5 separate regions of the Homo sapiens genome follow, and regions 1, 3, 4 and 5 are each linked to region 2. The links are chromatin contacts, found by Hi-C in ENCODE. All regions are on one chromosome and are shown on one strand. The core of a region is the stretch at or near the end of the contact, and the rest is flanking DNA. Distances in the headings are between cores, read along the strand shown. Region 1 holds the start of SCIMP (SLP adaptor and CSK interacting membrane protein). Region 2 holds the start of UBE2G1 (ubiquitin conjugating enzyme E2 G1). Region 3 overlaps ITGAE (integrin subunit alpha E). Region 4 holds the start of SPAG7 (sperm associated antigen 7). Region 5 holds the start of TRPV3 (transient receptor potential cation channel subfamily V member 3).

Evidence for each region. Hi-C counts contacts between places; a loop is a spot of excess contacts on that map. Pooled maps may share reads with other maps.
Region 1: a pooled map shows a loop between it and region 2 (3-fold over the local background). The contact joins the promoter of SCIMP here to the promoter of UBE2G1 in region 2. A Hi-C loop is called at or near these places in 10 of 37 single-sample maps with no recorded cell type and 5 of 50 pooled maps.
Region 3: a map of CD8-positive, alpha-beta T cell shows a loop between it and region 2 (9-fold over the local background). The contact joins the enhancer-like site here to the promoter of UBE2G1 in region 2. A Hi-C loop is called at or near these places in 1 of 168 maps with a recorded cell type or tissue (CD8-positive, alpha-beta T cell), 2 of 37 single-sample maps with no recorded cell type and 5 of 50 pooled maps.
Region 4: a loop to region 2 is called in a map of CD4-positive, alpha-beta T cell, with 3 times the contacts of the local background. The contact joins the promoter of SPAG7 here to the promoter of UBE2G1 in region 2. A Hi-C loop is called at or near these places in 3 of 168 maps with a recorded cell type or tissue (CD4-positive, alpha-beta T cell and naive thymus-derived CD4-positive, alpha-beta T cell), 1 of 37 single-sample maps with no recorded cell type and 10 of 50 pooled maps.
Region 5: a loop to region 2 is called in a pooled map, with 9 times the contacts of the local background. The contact joins the promoter of TRPV3 here to the promoter of UBE2G1 in region 2. A Hi-C loop is called at or near these places in 3 of 37 single-sample maps with no recorded cell type and 4 of 50 pooled maps.

What each region holds. Positions count from the first base shown.
Region 1 is chr17:5,233,548-5,238,741 of GRCh38, forward strand. SCIMP (SLP adaptor and CSK interacting membrane protein) reads right to left here and starts at 1,313. Exons shown (of 5, transcript NM_207103.3): 1 at 1,188-1,313. The coding sequence starts at 1,208. ZNF594-DT (ZNF594 divergent transcript) reads left to right here. Exons shown (of 6, transcript NR_152840.1): 6 at 1,567-2,456. RefSeq lists enhancers at 1,555-1,754, 3,700-3,999.
Region 2 is chr17:4,363,716-4,368,607 of GRCh38, forward strand. UBE2G1 (ubiquitin conjugating enzyme E2 G1) reads right to left here and starts at 2,960. Exons shown (of 6, transcript NM_003342.5): 1 at 2,556-2,960. The coding sequence starts at 2,601. It also overlaps the pseudogene RN7SL774P. RefSeq lists silencers at 1,601-2,380, 2,431-3,130 and enhancers at 2,293-2,979, 2,799-3,093.
Region 3 is chr17:3,762,841-3,767,677 of GRCh38, forward strand. ITGAE (integrin subunit alpha E) reads right to left here. Exons shown (of 31, transcript NM_002208.5): 3 at 1,029-1,120. Among named protein-coding and RNA genes, the nearest start is that of ITGAE, 36 kb to the right of the region's middle. RefSeq lists an enhancer at 839-938. Within about 2 kb of position 2,616, at least 6 of the 41 ENCODE cell types and tissues checked have a DNase peak (open chromatin) inside an H3K27ac peak, as active enhancers do; they include CD8-positive, alpha-beta T cell, where a contact is called at or near this core.
Region 4 is chr17:4,966,177-4,971,066 of GRCh38, forward strand. It overlaps SPAG7 (sperm associated antigen 7), which reads right to left and starts at 1,641. Exons shown (of 7, transcript NM_004890.3): 1 at 1,544-1,641. The coding sequence starts at 1,628. It overlaps CAMTA2 (calmodulin binding transcription activator 2), which reads right to left. Exons shown (of 23, transcript NM_015099.4): 17 at 4,164-4,360; 18 at 3,726-3,909; 19 at 3,454-3,525; 20 at 3,324-3,344; 21 at 2,974-3,161; 22 at 2,731-2,805; 23 at 1,821-2,643. The coding sequence ends at 2,580. It overlaps LOC124900387 (a long non-coding RNA gene), which reads right to left and starts at 1,537. Exons shown (of 2, transcript XR_007065587.1): 1 at 225-1,537; 2 at 1-143. MIR6864 (microRNA 6864) reads right to left here and starts at 3,595; the gene lies at 3,526-3,595. It also overlaps MIR6865. RefSeq lists enhancers at 686-1,363, 1,277-1,776, 1,364-2,040, 2,041-2,718, 2,686-3,885 and 2 more and a silencer at 1,787-1,866.
Region 5 is chr17:3,556,562-3,561,261 of GRCh38, forward strand. TRPV3 (transient receptor potential cation channel subfamily V member 3) reads right to left here and starts at 1,251. Exons shown (of 18, transcript NM_145068.4): 1 at 1,115-1,251. RefSeq lists a silencer at 210-269 and enhancers at 1,451-2,267, 1,910-1,969, 2,050-2,099, 2,130-2,359, 2,268-3,082 and 2 more.

The sequences.
Region 1 (5,194 bases), core at 63-2,562, 870 kb after region 2:
TTTGTAGTAGAGACAGGGTTTCACCATGTTGGCCAGGCTGGTCTTGATCTCTTGACCTTGTGATCTGCCCACCTTGGCCTCCCAAAGTGCTGGGATTAGAGGCGTGAGCCACCATGCCCCGCCTGCCTCTCAGTAGTTATTTACCACTGAAGCAGAGTGAAGCCTGTGCTCCACATTGCTTCATGGCCAAGACCTCAGGGACAAGTGGACACACCAGGCAGTGGGAGTGGATATGGCAAAGCCAAACCCAGATCTCTTCTCAAAATAATTTTCCAGAGGGCAAAAGCAGATGGCTACACCGAGAACTCACGCCAGCCCAACACACTTTGATCTCGAGGCCTCTGGAAGGGAAGGTGCCTAATGAACTACTGAAAGCCAGAGATGCAATGACAAAGGTACCAAGACTGGAGGTGATCCAGGTCTTTCATCCAAGAGCCCCAAGACGTAGCCTAAATTCATGCTACGGTAATCCCAGCACTTTGGGAGGCCGAGGCGGGCGGATCACCTGAGGTCAGGAGTTCGAGAGCAGCCTGGCCAACATGGTGAAACTCCGTCTCTACTAAAAATACAGAAATTAGCCAGGTGTGGTGGCGGGTGCCTGTAATCCCAGCTACTCAGGAGGCTGAGGCAGGAGAATCGCTTGAACCCGGGAGGCGGTGGTTGCAGTGAGCCGAGATCACGTCACTGCACTCCAGCCTGGGCGACAAGAGCGAAACTCCATCTCAAAATAAAATAAAAATAAATAAATTGACACAGTCAGTGCCTCGCTCCCACCCCCACCTCCAGCATAGCACCATGACAGTCTTCTCACATAACAAGTCCCAAAACACACCATCGGCATCCAGAAAGTGAGAGTAACTCGTTACAGTTGAGACCTCTCACTCCCGGTCATTATCTCATTTCAATCCAAGAGGTAGACTTCTTCATCGCCCCTGACATACACATGAGGAAAAGGCCCAGAGAGGTGAAGTGATGCCTCAGGTCACTCAGCCAGTTACCAGTAGAGCAGATCCTTCAATGCAAGTTTTTCTCCAACCCTACACAGCAGTCGTACCAGGGCCCCAGGCTGCAATCCCCTGGCCCAGTGCTGATCGGTGGCTCCCAGGGACACGCCCTGATGCCAGCGCTGGCAGATGTCTGCTGTGAAGAGAGCAGGAAACTGTCCCTTGGAAAGCTGAGATGCTTACCTGAACTGTGAAAGTATCCATATGTGAGCAGCTAAGGAGACAGCAGTGGCTGGAGTGCTGCAGCTCAGGCACAGCTGGTGAGAGGCATTCCTCACTCACAGGCCTTCACCCACTGCTAGAGACAGTGAGCCCCATCCTGACCACTTCCCCTTTCTAGTCAGCCCACGGGGCAGAGACCCTGGCGTCATCTCTAGGCAACCATCCCTTTTCCAGGGAAGCTCATGACCCACGGCTGTCCAGAAGCCAGAATCTTCTCACTGCCCCGTGTCGCTCCCGCAAGGCCTACCAGAGGACCCTCATGGTGTGGTAGGGGGTCCTGGCAGGGGCCAGGGGCCAGGGTGGAGACTTGGCAGTGGGGGTGGGTTTGGTGTCCCCACAGACGAGTTTGCCGTGAGCATTCCTGGATGTGGCAACCTCAGTCTCAAGAAGAGCGACAGGACGCCAGCTCCCATGCAGAGACAGATCCAGGTAAGAAACCAGCTCATGTGTGACAAACTCACCATCTCACCATGAAGGTGACTCTTGAAAGCTCCTGTGCACCTTGGAACTGCTGAGACATCTTCTGCTTGGAGGAGGCAAGGGACAGGCTTCCTGTTTCTAAAGGCGTGTGAGTGGCGACCTTGAGAAATGTGGCCAGTGGAGCATTTTGACTGAGTTGGGTCCCCTCGTGCAATACTGTGAGACAGAACTCCCAGCGAGGCCCACGGCCTCTGACCATGGGGGTTGGAGTGGGGAAACCAATTAGCCATTTTGTTGAATTGGCTGGTTCTGACTCAAATGAGCAGTCACATTAGTAAAAATAGGCAAACGGATGTGCATTGTATTTGCCCAGAGCGAATGAGTTGTTATCCATTTCAGTAATAATGATAACCAGATATGTCTGATAAATATCTGATAATGTCTGATATATGTCTGGTAAATTTAACAAACACCGGGCTCTGGCTGGGTGCGGTGGCTCACACCTGTAATCCCAGCACTTTGGGAGGCCAAGGCGGGTGGATCACCTGAAGTCAGTAGTTCGAGACCAGCCTGGCCAACATGGTGAAACCCCATCTCTACTAAAAATACAAAAATTAGCTGGGCATTTTGGTGTGAACCGGTAGTCCCAGCTACTCAGGAGGCTGAGGCGGGAGAATTGCTTGGACCCGCGAGGTGGAGGTTGCAGTGAGCCAAGATCACACCATTGCGCTCCAGCCTGGGCAACAGAGCAAGACTCTATCTCAAACAAACAAAACAAAACATCTGGCTCAGAAGATTCCTGATTTGCAGTGTTTACTAATTTCTTTTTTCTTTTTCTTTCTTTCTTTCTTTTTTTTTTTTTTTTTTGAGATGCAGTCTCACTCTGTCGCCAGGCTGGAGTGCAGTGGCTCAATCTCAGCACACTGCAACCTCCGACTCCCAGGTTCAAGCAATTCTCCTGCCTCAGCCTCCCAAGTAGCTGGGACTACAGGTGTGTGCCACCGCATCCGGCTAATCTTTGTATTTTTAGTAGAGACAGGGTTTCACCATGTTGGCCAGGCTGGTCTCGAACTCCTGACCTCAAGTGATCCACCTGCCTCGGCCTCCCAAAGTGCTGGGATTACAGAGTTGAGCCACTGCACCTGGCCAAGGCCTGAACTCTTTCTTCTTAGGCTCATCCAAAGTTTAGCTGCTAAAAAACCTTCCTAAAAGCCAATTTAAAATTTTCTTCTAGGCCGGGCACAGTGGCTCACGCCTGAAATCCCAGCACTTTGGGAGGCCAAGGCAGGCGGATCATGAGGTCAGGCGTTTGAGACCAGCCTGGCCAACATGGTGAAATCCCGTCTCTACTAAAAATACAAAAATTAGCCAGGCATGGTGGCAGGTGCCTGTAGTCCCAGCTACTTGGGAGGCTGAGGCAGAAGAATCGCTTGAACCTGGGAGGCGGAGGTTGCAGTGAGCCGAGATCGAGCCACTGCACTCCAGCCGGGGTGACAGAGCAACACTCCGTCTCAAAAAAAAAAAAAAAAAAAATTCTCTTCTGAGGGGTGAATAAATGCTTCTGTGGATAGAGCTCATCCTAGGCTAACAAAGCTGTGACTTCTTGGTTTGTGTTTCATTCATTCATTCAATAAATTACTCAATAAATTATTTTGCTAACCTTTAAGGACCTCAGTTCAGCTGTGATATAGTAAACTCTGTAGCCCTACTATTTCTAACAATGCCTTTTGCACAGCAAGTTCAAGCCTGAGGTGTCAGGTGATCAGAATTCCAGGCCCGGTTTGACAAAACTTTCTTTGTGAATCCTTCCCTTCTCTGAGCCTCAGTTTCCTTGTTGTAAAATGAAAGAATTCAATTGACAAATATGAAAGTGCTCCAGGGATTTTGCCATCTGCCTTCAAGAAAGTCCCGCAAAGTGTAGGAGGAAGTTGAAGCCATAATATGATGCAGGCTAAATACAATGACCTTCAATTTGTGCCAGACCCTGTGCTCAACAAGTAGAGACTCAGAACTGGGCAAGTCATTCATGGGTAGAGCACATGGCACATGTTCTACAGGACAGAAGGCACATAAGTTATTACTATGCAAAGTGATGAATGCTAGTGCTGTGGAAGCACAAAAGTGGGAGAGAAGAAAGGGTCTGAGTGGTAGCATTTGAACTGGGCCTTGAAGGATGTGTAGGAGCTCACCAAATGGACAGAATGTGGACAGACACAAAGCAGCCATAGTATTTGGAGAGAAAGAGATGGTTGCATGGCTGATCAAGAGTGAATGTGTTGGGCAGTCAGAGGCTTGAGAGCAAAGTTTAGGGACACACACCACGGCATCTGGATCTACCCACTTCCTTGCTATCTACATTCTTCCCCGACTCCACCATTTGTCTTTCCACCACAAGAGGAGGGCAGGAAGTTGGGGCGGTTGTGTTCTTTCTGCACATCTGAAATGCCACCTGCTGGTCTGGGCAACTAAAGAGGTCCCTGAGGGCCCTAGATTAGCGGCTGGACCAGAGGGTGTCAAGGAGAATGAAGGGCACCCTCTAGTGGTCACCTGTGGTGCTTTCTCCTCAGGATTCTGGTCCCTCTGACCTCCCCGTAGGGATGGCTGGACACACAAGATGTTCACCTCTTAAAGCTACAGAGACCATCAGGCTAGAGGACACTCAGAAGGGATTCCAGTCCACCCTTCATCTCATGACTCAACCTTTTTGTCAACATCCGGGTGGCACCCAGCTTCTGCCGTTTTGTTTCTTCTCACTCAGTCATCTAAGTCATGTGTAAAATGAGGTGTTATTCTTTGTGCCACTCACAAGTGTCAATTAATCCCCATCATGAGAAAAAAACTGAAGAAAGAGAAATCATAAGATACAACATATAATTAGAACATTAATAGATTTTATTGCAGTTTTTAAAAAGGTGGGGGTTTTTGTTTGTTTTTGTTTTTGTTTTTGAGACAGAGTTTCGCCCTTATTGCCCAGACTGGAGTGCAATGGCGCGATCTTGGCTCACTGCAACCTCCACCTCCTGGGTTCAAGCAATTCTCCTGCCTCAGCCTCCAGAGTAGCTGGGATTACAGGCATGCGCCACCATGCCCTGCTAATTTCGTACTTTTAGTAGAGATGGGGTTTCTCCATGTTGGTTAGGTGGCTGGTCTTGAACTCCTAACATCAGGTGATCTGTCCACTTCAGCCTCCCAAAGTCCTGGGATTACAGGCATCAGCCACCACTCCGGGCACAATAACTCATCTTTAAAGAGCTCTGAGAGCAATATGGGTGGCCAAAGCACTCAGGTGGAACCAGAAGTCATCACTAAGCAACCGTGGCTGCTTTGTTTGTCCCTAACAATAGCCAAGCAGATGTTGTAGCTCCTCTGTCTCCCACCCTGGCCCCATGACATTGAGGTGGGGTCGTTCCAGCTCAGATGTAAAAAGGCAAGTGTATAAGTATTTGGGGTTGTGGCAGGAGGCAGCCGTGTCTTGTGTATGAAGGGAGTCCCTGCCCACTTCTCCCCATTTCTGGAGGTAAAGATTCCCATGAAAGGTACTAGGAGCA
Region 2 (4,892 bases), core at 1,710-4,209:
GCTGAGACGGGCGGATCACGAGGTCAGGAGATCAAGACCATCCTGGCTAACACAGTGAAACCCCGTCTCTACTGAAAATACAAAAAATTAGCCGGGCGTGGTGGCGGGCGCCTGTAGTCCCAGCTACTCGGGAAGCTCAGGCAGGGGAATGGCGTGAACCCGGGAGGCGGAGCTTGCAGTGAGCCGAGATTGCGCCACTGCACTCCAGCTGGGCAACAGAGTAAGACTCCGTCTCAAAAAAAAAAAAAAAAAAAAAAAAAAAGATGCAGACGGGCACGGTGGCTCACGCCTGTAATCCCAATACTTTGGGAGGCCCAGGCAGGCGGATCACCAGGTCAGGAGTTCAAGACCAGCCTAGCCAGCACGGTAAAATCCCATCTCTACTAAAAATACAAAAAATTAGCCAAGCTTGGTGCCGCGCGCCTGTAATCCCAGCTACTCGGGAGGCTGAGGCAGGAGAATCACTTGAACCCAGGAGGCAGAGGTTGCAGTGAGCCGAGATCGCGCAACTCCACTCCAGCCTGGGCAATAGAGTGAGACTCTGCCTCAAAAAAAAAAAAAAAAATGCAATAAAGTTCTTTTTTTTTTTTTTTGAGACACAGTCTCGCTCTGTCGCCCAGGCTGGAGTGCAGTGGCGCCATCTCGGCTCACTGCACATCCGCCTCCCGGGTTCACGCCATTCTCCTGCCTCAGCCTCCCGATTAGCTGGGACTACAGGCGCCCGCCACCACGCCCGGCTAATTTTTGGATTTTTAGTAGAGAAAGGGTTTCCCCGTGTTAGCCAGGATGGTCTCGATCTCCTGACCTCGTGATCCGCCCGCCTCGGCCTCCCAAAGTGCTGGGATTACAGGTGTGAGCCACCGCGCCCGGCCCTTCTTTTTTTTGAACAGAGTCTCGCTCTGTTGCCCAGGCTGGAAAGCAATGGCGCGATCTCAGCTCACTGCAACGATGCCTCCCGCGTTCAAGCAATTCTCCCGCCTCAGCCTCCTGAGTAGCTGGGATTACAGGCGCCCTCCGCCACGCCCGAATAATTTTTTGTATTTTTAGTAGTGACGGGGGTTTCACCACTTTGGCCAGGCTGGCCCTGAACTCCTGTCCTAAGGTGATCCGCCAGCCTCGGCCTCCCGAAGTGCTGGGATTACAGGCGTGAGCCAGCGCGCCCGGCCTCAGTGCTTTTCCAGCACATAATTTTTATGAGTATCCTGTAGTATCATTAGAACTTCTCCATTTACTGCAAGCTAACTCCCCCTGAGCATCTAGAACTTTAATACTTGTCCAAACCTGCTTGCTCATGGTCTAATAATAAACCCAATTATACAATCTGTAAGAACCCCTGACAACCTTTTCCTTAAGAAGCCATAAAGGTGATTTAACGAACACCTCAAACTCTTAGTAAATGTATTTCAAAAACAGATTTCATCACTCCAGTCTTTGGCTTCTGCTGAGGGCTAGAGGCTACTGGTTTTAGAGTGGGTAGGGGGAAGATCGCTTGAACTGAGAATGACACACGCCGGGTGTTGTACAGCAGGGGTAAGTGCTGGTTCATTTCTCTTTAAATCTGGCAGCACGTGGGGCTGCATTGTGAAGCCACCAACCCGCCTCCCCCCTTCCACTCCGCACACGGACGTCTCCACTGCGCATGCTCCGCGCACACAGTCCTAGCAGAGTAGGAGCCAACCCCCTAAAAAGTCAACCTGGAAGCCGCAAACGGCCGGAGGCCGGGACAATGGGGGAGGGGGGCCGCAGGCTCCTCGGGGAGGCCGACCCGGCCGCCGCCCCGGGCCAGAGCCTGCGGGCGCAGCTCCGGGGTTTGCAGGCCTGCGCAGCAGCCGGAATCGCGGCGAGCACAAAGCCCGGAGCCGGCCAGCGAGCGGCTCTCCCCGCGGCCCGCTCCTACCCTCCCCCAGCCGGGCGGCGCAGCCGGAGCCCGTGCCAGGCGGAGGCAGGCGAGGCGGCGATCCGCACTCCGCCAGGGTCTCCGGCACCCTCGCGCCCGCGTGGAGGCCGCCGAGGCCAGCGCTTTTGTTGTCGGCCCCAACTCCGCGGACCCAGCGCCGCCCGGGGAGAAGTTTTGTGCGCCTCACCTATCCCGCCAGGGCCGGTCCCTTCCGCCCGCCCTCAGACACCGAGCCGGGGACTCGCAGCCGCACTGGGTCCGGACGCTCCAGCCGGCCCCGAAGGTCCGGCGGCCCCGGCAGCACCTGAACCCGGGACCCGCCCCTCCAAGCTGGCGGCCCCGGCCTGGGGACCCGCACACAGCCCCTCCCCCGCAACGTCCTACAGAACGGTGGGGGAGGGGACCTCCTCCTCTCCGACCCCCCGGGCGCCAGGCCCAGTCCCTGGGCCGGAGCTGGGTCGCGTCCCCGCCCCCAGTGCCCTCCAAGAGCCGGGCGAGAACGGCTGGGCCCGGCCGGGACCGGAGCCTCGAGGTCCCCACCCTCGCAGGCCCGGGCCCCTTCGGCAGTACGGCCGCTGGCCCGGGAGGAGAAGAGGGACTGGGCTGCGGCTGTCCGCGATCGCGGCCGGGCCCGGCGCCCCGCCGCCCGCCTGCTCACCTGCCAGCTGTCTTCGCAGTAGCAGTGCCGACTGCAGCTCCGTCATCCTCCCTGCCGAGGGCCCGGGCTGGCGCCGGGGCTTCCGAAGGGCTGGGGACAGGCTCTGGGGGCGGCTGGAGCGGGGTGTGCCGAGGAACCCGGGCCCCGCGACCGGAGCGCCGGAGCCGAGGAAGGCCGGGCTGAGGCGGCGGGAGCGGCGCCTCGCTGCCGGTGCGAGTCCGCTCGCTTCAGCTCTTTTCACAGCGACTCACGCCCGGAAGGGGAGGGTGCCCGGGCTGCCGCGGCGCGCACTGGGACTTCGCTCGCCCGCTTCCCTCCTTCAACCCGCCCGTCGGCCCCACCGGTGCCTTCCCCCGCCACTGCCTCACTGCGCGCAGGGCCGCTCGGCGCAGGCGCGCTGAGACTGCCGACTTGGGAAGCGTCCCGCCCGCTAGCCCGACCCCTCGGCCTCCCGCCCCGCCCCCGGCGGCGGAACCCCGCCCCTTGAGCGCAGTTGTCCCGTCCGCCGCCATTTTGGGAAGGTCGACGCCCGGCTGCCAGCCCAAGCCTCCGCTGGTAGACGCCCCGCGGACGCCATGACAAAGAGGTCGCAGAGGGTCAAATACAGCCTCTGGATTGAAGCAGTGGATATAGGAGCGAAGAGGCCAGAAGAAGTGGTAGATGTCTAGTCCTTGGCGAGCGCCCAAAAGCCATCTAACACTGCCACATGGTGTGCGAAGTAGGAATTGTTAGAAAGCCGAAGTTAGTACTGGTGTGCCCCATTTTAACCAAACATCAAAATAGAGGCAATATATGATGATAACTCACTTTACATGAAGAGTGCACAAAAAAAGCCACCGCGTCCGGCCCTATTATTATTGAGCCACCGAGACCGGCCCTGTTATTATTATCATTTATGGACGGCAATTCTCTCTGTCGCCCAGGCTGGAGTGCAGTGATCATAGCTCACTGCAGCTTGGAACTCCTGGGCTTAAGGGATCCTCCCATCTGAGTCTCCTTAGTATCTGGGATTACAGGTACACACCACCATGCCCTGCTATTTTTTTATTTGCTTTATAGAGATCGGGGGGTTTGACGGGGCGCGGTGGCTCATGCTTGTAATCCCAGCACTTTGAGAGGCCGAGGTGGGCAGATCACCTGAGGTCACGAGTTCGAGACCATCCTGGCCAACATGGTGAAACCTGGTCTCTACTAAAAATACAAAAATTAGCCCAGCCTGGTGGCAGGCGCCTGTACTCCCAGCTACCAGGGAGGCTGAGAAAGGAGAATTGCTTGAACCTAGGAGGCAGAGATTGCAGTGAGCCGAGATGGTGCCACTGCACTCCAGCATGGCCGACAGAGAGAGACTCCGTCTCACAAAAAAAAAAAAAAAGGAGGGGGGGGCCAGAGGTCTCTCTGTGTTGCCCAGGCTGGTCTCAAACTCCTGGGTTCAAGCAGTCCTTCCAACTCGGCCTCCCAAAGTGTTAGCATTACAAGTGTGAACCACTGCCCCCTATCAAATAGACCAAAGGGACCATTTTGATATTTCACTTTACCAAATCAAGGAAATTTACTTCTATTCCTAGTTTCTTTCTTTTTTATTTTATTTATTTATTTATTTATTTTTTGAGACAGCCTTGTTCTGTCGCCCAGGCTGGAGTGCAGTGGCGTGATCTTGGCCCACTGCAACCTCTGCCTCTCAGGTTCCCGAGTTAAAGCAATTCTCCTGCCTCAGACTCCTGAGTAGCTGGGACTACAGGCGCACGCCTCCAGGCCAGGCTAATTTTCTTTCGTATTTTAGTAGAGATGGGGTTTTACCATGTTGCCCAGGCTGGTCTCGAACTCCTGAACTCAGGCAATCCGCCTGCCTCAGCCTCCCAAAATGCTAGGATTATAGGCAAGGGCCACTGTGCCCGGCCTATTCCTAGTTTCTTAAGATTTATTTTTTGTAAAAAAAAAAAAAAAAAAGATTTATTTTTTGTAATAATTTCCAAATCTGGTGAAAGATCAGGGCTGGATAAAGGTTTAGAAATTGAACCTAATCCTTAAACAGTGGGAGGCCCCTGAAAAGTTTTAACTAGGAGTAGAAAAATAGCAGACTTGCATTTTGAATGTTTTGCTGTGGCTGCAGAGAATTGATGAGGGAGGGAGGGTCAAGACCAGTGCCCTGCAGGCTGTGGTGGCTCTCATCTGTAATCCCAGCTCTTTGGAAACTCCACGCAGGAGGATCACTTGAGGCCAGGAGCTAGAGACTAGCCTGGGTGACAGAGCAAGACCCTATCGCTACAAAAAAGTGTGTTTTGTTTTGTTTTGAAACAGTCTCCCTCTGTCGCCCAGGCTGGAGTACAGTGGCACAAT
Region 3 (4,837 bases), core at 1,366-3,865, 600 kb before region 2:
GGCCCACCTCAGCCTCCCAAAGTGTTGGGATTACAGGCATGAGCCACCGTGCCTGGCAGGATTTTTTTTTTTTAAACAGTCTTGCTCTGTTGCCCAGGCTGGAGTCCAGTGGTGCAATGTCAGCTCACTGTAACCTCCACCTCCTGGGTTCAAGCGATTCTTCTGCCTCAGCCTCCCAAATAGCTGGGATTGTAGGCATGCACCACCACGCCTGGCTGATTTTTGTATTTTTGGTAGAGATGGGGTTTCATCATATTGGCCAGGCTGGTCTCGAACTCTGGACCTCAAATGATCTACCCGCCTTGGCCTCCCAGTGTGCTAAGATTACAGGCGTGAGCCACGGCGCCCAGCCTCAGACAAGACAAGGATTCTATTTATTTATATATATATAGCCAAGAGGTTGTCAGTAAATCTGTGACCTGAGTTTGACTGGGTAGGATGGATAGAGTTTAATGAGTGAATCAGGTTCATTCATTCATTCATTCATTCATTCATTCAAATGGCATTTATTGAGTACCTAATATATGTCAGGCCCCATGCTAGTTACTAGGGTGGCCACAGTTAGACTGAATATGTAGGGGGTGAATTGCACTGAGGTGTGATGACTTGCATCAGGAAGGGCTAGAGTTTCGAATCAGCCACCAACACTAAAAGTGTGAACTTTGTCATACTGGCAACCAAAAGACCTACATTCTCTGAACTGTAGCTTCCTCTCTTATAAATGGCGCGGTTTTGAGGATGAAAACAGAATGACTCAGAGGACTGCCGGGCACAGGGTGGGCACGCAATACGCTGTAGGTATCATTTCTGTTGCTAGGACTGTGTCAGGAAAGGTGGCTGGGGATTAGGATTGGGTTGGGGTGGGACTGGGCATTGGGATGGAATCTTGCTGTGGGTTATGCTGGAGTCTAGGGGTGAACGGGCTGGATGAGGCAGGGCTGGGGTTGGAATGGTTTGAGTTTAGATGAGGGGGATTTTGCTAGAAAGGGGGTCCTGGGGAGCATTCCCTGGAGTTGGGGCTGACTTACCTACAGGATGGCAAAGGATTTCATCCTGGACAAGGGAACATCGATGGAGGGGCCCTGGTGTCCTCTTGGTTCTGGGGCTGGTGACCAGGAGCCTGAGTGGGAGGGGAGGTTGCAAAGCTGAGCTGGCTGATGTTCCTCGTCTTCTCCCTGCCTGCCCAGCACCCTTCCCATTCCAGTTGCCTGCACTCACAAGCTCCCTGTCTGGCCGGCAGATTCCTAGCCCAGACTCTGGATTATGGGGAAGACATTTGCCCAACCTCTGCTTCTACACAGCACCAGGCAGGAAATGGTTAAATGCAACCCCTCTCTGCCTGCTGCCCACCCTGACAAAGAAGGGGTGATACTGATGGTTAATAAAAACTCTGCTCTCTTATGGGGACAGGGATGGGGAGGCCAGAAAACCACCAGCGTTGGGGTTGGTTCTGTTGGGGGCAGTGCTGGCTTCCTCGTGGGCCACCCAGGGGGCCTGCCCTGCCTGGCCTTAGTTCCTGAGAAGAGTACGCTGGTGCCCCTATCCTGTGGGTCAGTCAGAACTGGAGGTTTGGAGGCCGGGCGCGGCGGCTCACGCCTGTAATCCCAGCACTTTGGGAGGCTGAGGCAGGTGGATCATCTGGGGTCAGGACTTTGAGACCAGCCTGATCAATATGGTGAAACCCCGTGTCTACTAAAAATACAAAAATTAGCCGGGCATGGTGGCGTGTGCCTGTAGTCCCAGCTACTCAGGAGGCTGAGGCAGGAGAATTGCTTGAACCTGGGAGGCAGAGGTTGCAGTGAGCGGAGATCACGCCACTGCACTCCAGCCTGGGGGACAGAGTGTGACTTCGTCTCATAAATAAATAAATAAATAAAAGAACTGGAGGTTTGGGGGTGGCTGCCTCAGCCTGATTAAGGCAGCCTCAAGAGCTGCGCCTCCTGACTGCAAACTTCTTGCCCCCACCCAGGCCCAGTCCAGGGAGACGGCAGATTCCAGGGACAGCCTCAACATTCTCACCATCCACGTTACCCAGGAGAACTGGGCTGTCCTGAGACAGACAGTGAGCTCCGGGGGTTGTCATAGGGGATGGTGGGGAGGGGACGAGGGGCTTGGTGGTTAACAGTGAACCAAGTCCAAGGTCTTTCTGCAGAGGGCAGTAGAAGTCATGGAGGACTTTATAAAGGGGAAGCACATGATTAGCTGTGCTTTCAAAAGCTCATGATGAGGCCGGGCGCGGTGGCTCACGCCTGTAATCCCAGCACTTTGGGAGGCCGAGGCAGGCAGATCACGAGGTCAGGAGATCGAGACCATCCTGGCTAACATGGTGAAACCCCGTCTCTACTAAAAATACAAAAAATTAGCCGGGCGTGGTGGCGGGTGCCTGTAGTCCCAGCTACTCGGGAGCCTGAGGCAGGAGAATGGTGTGAACCCAGGAGGCAGAGGTTGCAGTGAGCCGAGATCACGCCACTGAACTCCAGCCTGGGTGACAGAGCGAGACTCTGTCTCAAAAAAAAAAAAAAAAAAAAAAGGTCATGATGTGGCTACAGTGGGTTGGGACAGACTAAAGAGCACAGGAAGGTGGGGCAGAAATGAGATACCGTCTCCACTTCCTCAACTCCTATCACTCTACATTTTAATACATTATGAAATATATTCACGTATCGGCATGGCTTACAGAATAATAAGAAAGTCTGCACCTGTGCGTCCATCCGCCCACCCACAACTGAACCCACCCCAAGCTGACTTCCCACCCTCTGAGTCAGTTCCTGTGAAGGTCACCAGGGGCCCCCACAATGCCACATCCAACGGACCGCTCTCTGTCCTCATCTTCCTCAACCTCTCAGAAGCCCCAAACATGAGTAACCATCTCCTTCGAACACTTTTTTCTAGATTTCTGCCTACTCTCTCCTCATTCCTCAAGGCTTCGCTGGTGCCTTCGCGGTCTGACCTCTATCTGCCACCAGGATCTGGGGGCTGGGTCACTGTCTTCCTTGCCGGCACACTCTCCCTAGTGATCCCTTCCAAGCCCATGGCTTCAATACACCTATAACGGCTGAAATTCCCACCTCTCCATCTGCTATCGTAGGCAGAATAATGGCCCCCCAAAGAAGGCCACGTCCTAATCCCCAGAACCTGTGAATATGTTGCCTTTTATGGCAAAAGGGACTTCGTAGATGTGAGTTAATAAATTAAGGATCATGAGATGGGGGGGTTATCCTGGATTATCTAGGTGGGCTCAGTGAAATCACAAGGGTCCTTCTATGAGGGAGGCCCCGAAAACGGTGGCATGGGCGAGCCGCAGGGACTCAGGGGGACGTTGAGGCAGGCAGAGGGGAGAAGTGGCGAGACTGCAGGGAATGCTGGGAGCCTCCCAAGGAGGCCTCTCCCATCCCAGAAGCCCCCAGGGCTGTCCTGGCTGGGCTGTAAAGCCCCAGTGTAATCACAAAAGTCCTTCTAGGAGGGAGGCAGGAGAATCAGAGTCGGAGAAAGTTGTGAAGCTTGCTATGCTGCAGGCCTAAGGAGGAGGAGGAGCCCGTCAGCCAAGGAATGCAAGCAGCTTCTAGAAGCCTAAAAAGGCAAGAAAACAGATTCTCCCCCAGAGCTTCTAGAAGGGACCCAGCCCTGCTGATAGCTTTTCAGACTTCTGACCTCCAAAACTACAAGATAATAAACTTGCAGCTGGGCTCAGTGTCTCACACCTGTCATCCCAGCACTTTGGGAGGCCGAGGCAGGCGGATCACCTGAGGTCAAGAGTTCAAGACCAGCCTGGCCAACAGGGTGAAACCCCGTCTCTACTAAAAATACAAACATTAGCTGGGCATAGTGGTGAAAGCCTGTAATCCCAGCTACTCGGGAGGCTGAGGCAGGAGAATCACTTGAACCTGGGAGGTGGAAGTTGCAGTGAGCTGAGATCTCACCACTGCACTCCAGCCTGGGTGAAAGAGTGCAAAATAATAATAATAATAATAATAATAATAATAATAATAATAATAATAATAATAATAAACCTGTGTTGTTGTAAGCCACTACATTTGTGGTAACTTGTTACAGCGTCGATAGGAAACAAACAGAACCTGTGGTCTTTCCTGTCAAGCCTGCTTCTTCTCATCTTCCCCGCCACAGCAAATGGCACCAGCAACCACTAAGTTCTCAAGGCAAAACCCAGGAGGCATCCTCACTTCGTCGTGTTTTCACTCATGCCCTACATCCAATCCACCTGCCAACCCTGTTGGTTCTCTCTCCAAATTCTTTTTTTTTTTTTTCTTTTTTTGAGATGGAGTTTCACTCTTGTCGCCCAGGCTGGAGTGCAATGGCACGATCTCGGCTCACTGCAACCTCCACCTCCTGGGTTCAGGCGATTCTCCTGCCTTGGCCTCCCAAAGTGCTGCGATTACAGGCGCCCGCCACCATGACCAGCTAATTTTCGTATTTTTAGTACAGATGGGGTTTTCACCATGTTGGCCAGGCTGGTCTTGAACTCCTGACCTCAGGTGATCCACTCACTTCGGCCTCCCAAATTGCTGGGATTACAGGTGTGAGCCACCACACCCGGCCAATTTTTGTATTTTTAGTAGAGACAGGGTTTCACCATGTTGGCCAGGCTGGTCTTGATATCCTGACCTCAGGTGATCCACCCACCTCAGCCTCCCAAAGTGCTGGAATTACAAGCATGAGCCACCGTGCCTGACTCTCCAAATTATTTCTAGAAAGCAACTCTTCTCCAGATGCTCCTTCCATCATCGTCCTGCCTTGTTGATGGTAATAGCCTCCTGTTATTTTGTGGGGTTTGTTTGTTTTTTAGGTAGTGTCTTGCTCTGTTGTCCAGGCTGGAGTG
Region 4 (4,890 bases), core at 391-2,890, 600 kb after region 2:
CATGTTGCCCAGACTGGTCTTGAACTCCTGGGCTCAAGCGATCCGTCCGCCGCGGCCTCCCAAAGTGGTGGTATTAAAGGTGTGAGCTACAAGGCCGGGCCCCACTGACTGTTCTTTAACTGGTTTTCGAGTCTTCTCTGCATCTAGAGAAGTGGCACAAGATTATGGTCAAGAACATAGGCTTCGAGCCCAGTCATACCTGGGTTTGAAACCCTGCCACTTACCAAACTAACCATGTGACCTCAGGCGAGTGACTCATTTAAGCTTCCCAGTCTGTCAATGCCGGGTGATCCCCCACTTAGACAGTCATCGGAGCATTAGAGAATTCCAGTTCCCCATTCCCATCATGCTTCCTCCTTTCTCAGAGATTTCAAATAGACTCTTCTGCCTGTAACGCTTTGCTTCTCTCTCTCATTTACGGAATTACCTGTTCTGATCTCGGCTCACTGCAGATTGGGGGAGAACCTCAGGTGGCCGCTCTCACAGTTATTTTTCTCTCAGAGCACTTATCAAGTTGGTTATTAAACTTACGTGTGATCACTGCATCAATGAGCGCCCCAGCCCCGGACTGTGGCCTCCCTGAGGGGTACCCCTGGTCCCTAACGGTTGTTCAAGAAACAAGGGGACGAAGCGTAGGCAACCAGCGGCCCTTGAATACTTGGAAGGCGTCCTGCCTGCTCTGGTCCCCCTGGGGCACGTGGGGAGCTGGGACAGGGCTCGTCCGTGGTCAAGGTCCGCAGGTTTGGGAGTTGGGGTCCTGCGTTCCGCCAGTATCATCCCAAGCTGCAACACGAGCAGCCCCGGGGAGGCTCCCACCGCCCTGCAGGGCCGCGCCCTACGCCGGCCGCCGAACTCCAGCCCACCCGCAGGGAAGCTACTCCGAGAACGCAGGCGGAGACAGTGGCCAATCGGACCCGGCGGGTATTCTCATCCCTCCAATCAACACTACGATCCGCCCGGGCAGCTCGGGAATTTAAGGCTACGGATGGGAAAAAGGTTGTCGGAGGGAGGCAGAAGGGACTGGGTTAAATTAAGCAGGAGGGGCAAGAACACACAGAGGACCCTGCAACCAATGGGAATTCGCAGGCTGGGGTGGTTTCGAAGGAAGGTCGAACAGGCCTGAGGAGGCAGAGCTTTAAGTTGAGATAGCCAATAGAGATGAAGGCACAGTAGATGGCGTGTCCTAAATCCAATCGAAATAGAGCTAGAGGTGAGCGGGGCAGGAATGCGGCAGGTTGGAGGCACCCTACCAATCAGACCAGGTCAGCAGCGGACAGGCGGGACGGCCGGCTAATGGGAAACAAGGACTGCGGAAGGCCAGGGTCGGGAGAAGAGGCAGGAGGCTGGCGCTATCTTTCAGGTAGCCAATCACTGTCCGCTAAGAACAGCGGGCGTGTCAGCAGCCCTTTTAGGGACTCTGAGGGTCTCGGAAGGGGCCTGTGAGGGGTCTTTCAAGGTTGAGGAGGCGGCATCGTCCAAAGAGGGAGAAGTATGGTCCCGAGAACCGGGCGAAGGAAGGCGGTTGTGAATTTGGGATCCTCACCTCGGGCCTTGCGCCGAGTCTCCTGGTCACCGAGGCTGGGTGGCTTCTCCATGGAGCTCAGGATGGAGCCCAGTAGGTCCGCCATCTTGGGAGTGACTGAGAGGGGGCGGTGCGTCTTAAAGGGAAGGGCGGAATGCCTTTAAGGCCGGAAACACGTCGGAGGCGGAAAACCCTGGGCCCGCCTGGCCTGGGCGCAGATCCCAGGCCCGCGGTGCATGGCGGCCTCCAGCTGGCCTAGGCCCCGCCCCGCCCCCGCAGACAGAGGCCGGAGGCTGGCTGGTGCAGCGATGTTTAATGGCAATTCGTATAAACCAAGCCCATGCACAAGTAGAAAGTGCCCGTGGAGCCGGCAGGAGGCCCCCGCCGCGCTAGAGAACCACAAGCCCGGCCGTGCAGCCCTCCCCGCGGCGCCTTAAATAGATTCTTCACTATACTCTGTATGTTACAGTATGTACAAGACCCCTCCCCTCGGGGGACGGGGCGGACTCCGCAACGCGTTCCTATGTACACCACCTCCCCTTCGGCCCTGAGGTCAGTGGCCAGAGTCGGGTGATGGGGTAAGACAGGGCCAGAGAGGGAGGAAACAGACGCAAACATGCGGAGTCGGGTGGGGACACGGTCAGCCCTGAAACACGAGGGGCGTGCGCAGCGAAGGCAGTGGTGGGAACCGAGGCGGATACATTCAGAGACGCGTCGAACAAATAAATAAGGCAAGTCAGGAGGGGGCCGAGTCGGGTGCAGGCAGGAGGAGCTGGGGAGCAGGGGCAGGCAGGGCTCCGGAGGTCACAGCGGAAGATGCAGGTATGTGGGGCGCGGGTTTTCTGGAGCCAGGACCAAAAGAGACGGGGCACGACCAGGAGGGACGAGGAGAGGGGTGTGGGAGCAAGGCGTGGGGAGGAGGGAGGAGGCCTACAGAGGGCTCCAACAAAGGTGAACAGGAAAGCTGCCGACAGGGGCTCCCCCTGCCCCAGAAAGCCCTCTCCCTGTTAAGACTGCACGAGGCGCCCCCAGGGTGGTGAGAAAGGCGGTGGCCAGGTCATGTGGCCAGTCCCGGCTGGGGAAGCCCTTCCAGCTCCTGGTTCTGCTTCAGTTCCCTCATCCTGCAGAGAGAAAGATAGGAGTCAGAGGAGACTGGCGGATCACGACGGGTGGCAACGCAAAAGCCCAGGGGGAGAAGGGATGAGTACCTGTGTCGGCAGCGCCGCAGGAATCTCATGATCTTCCGGGCTGCCTGGTCCTGCTTCTTGGTGAGAAAGGAGCCTCTGGTGAAAGAAACAAAAGATGGACCTCACAGAAGGCATCGCATGCCTTCGGCCCCCCCAGGAACCCTAGGCAGGGAATGGCAGTGAGGCATGATGATCAAGAGGATGAGTAAGGGGGAATGGCGTGGATGCAGTGGGTGGGCACAGAGGGCTGGGGCTGGGCCCTACTTGTTGCGGGCAGGCAGGGTGGCCGAAGTCCGGTGGGGAGGGCCGGGCCTGCGGCGGTAGGAGCGGTAGTGCTGCTGGATGAGCACAGCCGCTCGGCGGCTCTGCTGAAATCGCTTCTGTTCATAGTAGCTTCGGAACTTGCTCTGGATCAGGATGGCCGCCTGGGTCATCTTCTTATAGAGTGCAAACTGCAGGGGTGGGGAGGAGGGACAGGGGCTGAAATAGAGGGACGGAGACCCAAAGCCCTGAGGCTCACCCAAGTTAGGCTGATGCAAGACTCTCTGTAACCCACACACTCAAGGAAAGACTGAATCATCACAGACCTCACACTCAGAGCTCATGCCTAATACCTTAAGTGCAATCCAGGTCAGCTTGTGGAGAGAGAAGGGGAGTTAGGGCTCTGGCAACATTCTGGAATGGTTAGGCGTGGGTGTGGGTTGGTGGGTTGCTGGTTACACTTTTGAGGGAGAAGGGTCTCACCTGCTTGTACTTCCGGTAACAGCGCTGGATTACAGCTGCTGCTACCTCCTGCTGCTCCTTCAGCCGCCGGCCCTGAAGGGAGAGAAGTCTCACCACCTCATGACCCACATAATGGCATATCTGACTTGTCCCTTCAACTTTCCTGGGGTTCCCCTGACCCTTTACCCCATCCAAGGCCTGTCTGCACGACTACTCATCCTCCAAAAGCCCTGGGAGCCCAGTCTCCCCTGACTGGAGATTGTGTAATTCATCCTGAGACCCCTGCCCCTGACCTTGTACTTTCGGAAGGCCGTCTGGATGACTCGGGCAGCCTCATACAGTTCCCGCTGCTCGTGATCTGATAGTGTCAGCAGGGCAAAATCACTTTCCATCTTGCCACTGGTGGATGCAGAGAGAAACTCTGCCCAGGAGGGTGCTGAAGGGACAGCCAGGCGACCTCGCTCAAAGGGCAGTTCGCTGTAGGCGGTAGGGAAAGAGGGTGTCATGAAGCATCTGAAGTCCCTCCTCTGCCACCTATGGATGGCTACGAAGGAAAACCACCAGCAACTGAGTCTGGAGAGTGACTTCAGAGTTCATCAGCCAGTTCAGTTCGCTTCTCCAAGGCCCTGGGGCCTCAGCCAGAATGGAGCTTTGGCTGTGGGAAAGCCAGCTTTCTCCCTTCCTCCCATCTTCCTTTGAAGAATCTGGAGGCTTTGTCCTGAGCTAGTCACCTGGGAGGGGTTGAGCTGGGGAAATGGTCCACATTCTCCAGGTAGCTGGCCAGCCAGGACATGGTCTCACTGAGCCCCACAGCCCCTGTCCGCTCCCGCATTGAGGCTCCAGCCTCGGGCAGCCCCACGAAGTCCTCTCGTTTAATCCGCTCCGGTGTGGCTTCGATGATCTGCTTGGCTAGTGAGATCATGTCCACCTGGAAGAAGGGAGAAGCTGAGTGAGTCCTTAGGGGCCCCAGCTGCCAGCTGTAACCTCAGTCCATTCCTATCTTGTTCCTTCTCTCCCTGCCAGGTGCTGCTAACCCTGTCTTTCTGGGCCACTGTTCCAGACTCATTCATTTATACTGATGGGGCTCCCACTTGGGGGTCCCTCTGTGCTGAGATGCTATGGAGAATATAGGATAAAAAGGAGATACTCCAAGTGGGGATTCAAAGCTGAACAAATGGAGGACTTGACACCCTTTCAGGCCAACCATCCACTGTCCTACCTGGGCCTGCCCCATGCCAGCTGACCAGCACATGCTCCCCATAGGCTTGGCTGTGCCCACCCCCAGCTCCCTTTCAACTCTCCAAGAACCATTCCAACACTTGCCAACTACTACCCGGATGAATGGCTCCAGTCTGGCCTTTGCTCCAGCCCTGAAGCCTATACTCCAGCACTTCCTGCTGGACACACTCAACACAACCTACTTGTGGAGTTCCCTAAGTTTTTTGTACTTAAAGTGCC
Region 5 (4,700 bases), core at 1-2,500, 810 kb before region 2:
GGCCACTGGTGATCCTACCCCAATAGGAAAGCTTCCTGGAGGAAGTTTCCGGAGCCAGGTGTCATCAGGCTGGAGAGAGTCCCCCGCCCTCCAACTCAAAGGGAGCAGGCTCAGGATGGAGGAGGCATCGGCGAGGGAGAGCTTTGGCCCTGGAGCGTAGGCAACCTTGAGGCCAGGCAGGTGGAGTAGCCCACAGAGAGGGACTCCTGGGCACCCGGCCCTCCCGTGTCCAGTCACGGCCTGATGAGGATGGGCAGCCTCTATGGCTTTCCCCATCCCCACGTGGCCTTTGGTGGACTAAAAGGCTGGGATGCACCGAGCGTGAAGGAGACAGAAGAAGGGCACGTCTCTTGCCCCTCCCAGGGCCTCTGGTTTCCTTTCTGAGAAGTGGGCTGAATGGTCCCCAAGGACTCTGTGGCCCTGAGAGCTGGTTGCTCTCTCTCTTCTCTGGGCCCGAGAATGTGGCCTGCCCTGGGCCTCTGGGGCAGGAGAGGCTCAGGGAACTCTGGACTAGGGCCGCAGCAGCTATCATTAGCTCCCTGAGTCACCCCGTAAACCCCACGTTCTCACCTGCTGGACTCTCTTGTTGCCCTGGCCCTCCCTCTCTCTCCCAATCCCTGACACTGATTGAAATGGCCTTTCCCGGGCGACAGACCAGGCCGCGGAGCCACAGCTGCTGACTCAGCACCTGTGAGATGCCTGGGCCCCGTCTGTCTCCCACGGTGGGGCCACCTCCTCCCATCCTGAACTCCCATCACAATCCTGCCCCAGAAAGCCACCTCCCTGGGTCAGCCTCGGGAGGCAGGAGCCTCTCCTCTGCCCCCAGCAGTGGTGAGATTGAGATGTCCCTCCCCAGGATTCCCAAACCTCAGGGGAATGTTCCTGAGTCTGTAAGGACCTATATTCTCACACATCCCTACAGCCAAGAGTGCAGCCAAGAGTGCCTCCCTACAGCCAAGAGTGGGCCCCTGGCTGGGGCCCAAGCTCCTTCCAACCCTCCTCCCAAGGCCTATTGGCCAAGGGCAGACATGGCCCAGAGGACCTCTGAGGGCCACGCTCTGGGCTCCCCAGGGGCCTTGGAGATCACCAGCTGCCTTGTGCACAGAAGACTCACCTGGTGAGGTTCTGGGTGGTCGTGGCAACCCTTGCCCTGAGATCACCGCATGTCTGGGGCCCAAGGCCCCCGGGTGGGACTGTGGCTGAGGCGGCGGGAAGCTCTCATTGCAGGCAGAGGGATGGCTGGAATGAGGCGTCAGAGGCAGAACTGGCTGAGCCACCTGCCCTCGGCGCCAGGCAGGCCACGCCCACCAGCCACAGCTGCAGCACCCGCCCACCCACGTGGCCCGTGTGAGTCACCCCCACACCCACACAGCAGCCTCATCCCCACCGGAGAAAAGGCAGGGGAGGCCGCAGGTGCCAAGATCGAAGTTGTGGGTCCAACTCCTCCCTCTCTGGCATTCCATGCTGGGCAGGGACTGCCCATCTCAGGCCTATTTTTCCAACTAGGAAATGGGAATGATAACATCTACTTTCCAAGGGAGCCGTGAAGAGCCAAAGAGATCACAGAGGTGGGAGGGCCTAGTGAAGAGTCAAGCGCTCTGCTCTGTCCCCTGGGAGGGAAGACCGCAGCCCAGGCCTAGCCTGGTTGACCTCAGGGTGGCCAGCCCCAAGACTCGGCACTTGTTCTCAAAAGTCGGTTCCTGGGATCAGGTCTCTCGGGGACGGAAGTCCCCATTTAATGCTGTCCACCAGCAGTCACGCATCATGGCCCTTAGTGTCAGCCTCACCCCTTCCTGGCTGAATGACCTTAGCAGGTCATTTCTCCGAGCCTCAGTCTCCTCATCTGTGAAACGTGCTTCATAAACCCACTTTGCAAGGTTATCGTGGGGCTTCAACAAGTACAAGTAGAAAGGGCCAGAACAAGGCCCAGGGCACGGCAAGAACTCAATAAACAATGTCAGCTCTTAGCTATGATTGCTTTTGTCATCTCAATGTATTCTCCCAGCAACTGCCCAGGTTGCCCTTCTCCAAGGCCAGGGCGTCATAGAAGGAATCGGTGCCCTCTCTCCTGGCCCAGGCTGCAGCTGTGAAGTGGGTGGAGTGAGTCAGGATGGCCGTGTGTGTCTCGCGTCACTCAGGAACTGCACACCTGCTCCCCGGGGCGAGATGTGGACAAGACACAGCTGGGACAGAGCAGGAAGTCTCTGCTGACGCGGCCGCAGCTGGCGCCTGATGGGCAGGGAAATCCCCAGCTGTGAGCCTCTCAATCCCTCATCATCACAACCTGCCTGGCCTGGGGAGGAGGCAGGAGGCAGGTGAGGCTTCTAGGCCACGGGAGAGCAGGACCTATGGCCGGTAAGGGGCAGACCAGACTTGAGGGTGTGGGTGAAGCAGGAGACCGCTTCTGCCGTTGAAGTCAGGGGGTCCTGAAGTTCCCACTCACAATCTGAAATCTCATGACTGTGCCTGAAACTCGACCGGAAAAGCCCGATCTGGGGTTGAGCACGGCCTCCGGCCACTAGCTTACTCACCCTCTCCCGACCCAGCCCCGCGCCCTCCCTGTTTGCCTCTGGCGGCTCAGACGCCTGGGGAGGAAGCTGCTGCCAAATGTCAGTGCTTCCATTTTGCTCGTGTTCATAACTTTTCTCAGAGGGCAGGTGGGAGCTGGTGAAAAAGGCCCCTGTCTCCCACCCAGAGGTGTGCCCTGTGCCCAGCAAGGAAGAAGGGGACCCCCGCTCTGCTATGAGAGGCAGCAGGAGCCAGGTCACCCAGTGGAGTCACAGTCACTACTTAGGAAGCCCGAGCCCATCCTAATCCCACCCCAAACACACAGAAGCAGCAGCTTCAGCCCCTTAGATGGTCTATATTCAACCCCATTTAACCCAGCACATGGTGAGAGCCCACGGGAGAGGCCGTGGCAAGGGCGCAGGTGGACAACGAGGGATTCAGAACTGGAGAAGGCCGTGTCCACCCTCGTGGGCCACAGGGGACACAGGCTCAGGCAGGAACCATGACCCACCATGTGGGTCATCAGGACAAAATGGGCTGAGACCCCCAAGGCGGGAGGAAGTCCCTGTGATGGGGTGTAGGGGATGAGTTCGGGAAAGAGGGAGCATCTGCCTGGACTTGGAAGGAGGGAAGAGGCCACAACATGGTGAAACCCCGTCTCTACTAAAAATACAAAATTAGCGGGGTGAGGTGCTGCACACTGTAGTCCCAGCTATTCGGGAGGCTGAGGCAGGAGAATTGCTTGAACCTAGGAGGCAGAGGTTGCAGTGAGCCGAGACTGCACCACTGTACAGCCTGGGCAACAGAGCGAGACTCCGTTTCCAAAAAAAAAAAAAAAAAAGAAAGAAAGAAAAAAGAAAAAGAATGGAAAAGTGAAAAGGAATATGATCAGAACAAAAATATAACATGCTATAGTGTAAATGCATACAACACATTGGTCAATGCTATTAAGTTTAAATTAAACACACACACACACACAGAGAGAAACAGAAAAAAAGATAAAAGATAAAATGACCACTTCATACTCTTTAGAATGGCCCAAATCCAAAATGTTGACAGCACCAGCAAATGCTGGTGAGGACATGGAGCAACAGGAACTCTCGGCCATCACTGGTGGGAATGTAAAACGGTGCAGCCACTTTGAAAGACACTTTGGTGGTTTCTTACAAAACTAAACATACTCTTACCATTCAATCCAGCAATCACACTCTTTGGTGTTTATTCAAAGAAGCTGAAAACTTATGCCCACACAAAAATTGCCCATAGATATTTATAGCAACTTTACTTATAATTGCCAAAACTTGGAAGCAACCAAAATGTCCTTCAGTAGGTGAATGGATAAAGAGTGGTACATCCGGCCAGGCGTGGTGGCTCACGCCTGTAATCCCAGCACTTTGGGAGGCGAAGGCAGGTGGATTGCTTGAGGCCAGCAGTTCAAGACCTGGCCTGGGCAACATGACGAAACCCCATCTCTACAAAAAATACAAAAAAATTTGCTGGGCATGGTGGTGGGTGCCTGTAGTCCCAGCTACTCGGGAGGCTGAGGCAGGAGAATGGCGTGAACCTGGGAGGCGGAGCTTGCAGTGAGCCGAGGTTGTACCGCTGCACTCCAGGCTGGGCGACAGAGCAAGACTCCGTCTCAAAAAAAAAAAAAAAAAAAAAAAAAAAAAAGAGTGCTACATCCAAGAGAATGGAATGTTATCCTCCAATAAAAGAAATGAGCTCTCATGCCACGAAAAGACCTGGAGGAAACTCTAATGCATAATACTAAGTACAATAAATCAATCTGAAAAGGCTATGTATTGTATTGATGATGCCAACTACATGACATGCTGGAAAAGGCAGTAAAAGATCAGTGGCTGGCCAGGCACGGTGGCTCACATCTGTAATCCCAGTATTTGAGGAGGCCAAGGCAGGTGGATTGCTTGAGGCCAGGAGCTCAAGACCTGGCCTGGGCAACATGACGAAACCCCATCCCTACAAAAAATACAAAAATGAGCCAGGCGTGGTGGCTCTCACCTATAGTCGCAGCTACTCAGGAGGCTGAGGTGGGAGGATCTTTGAGCCCAGGAGGTCGAGGCTGCAGTGAGCCGTGATTGCACCACTGCACTTCAGCCTGGGCGACAGAGCAAAACTCCGTCTCAGAAAAAAAAAAAAAAAAAAAGGGTCAGTGTTGGCCGGGCGCGGTGGCT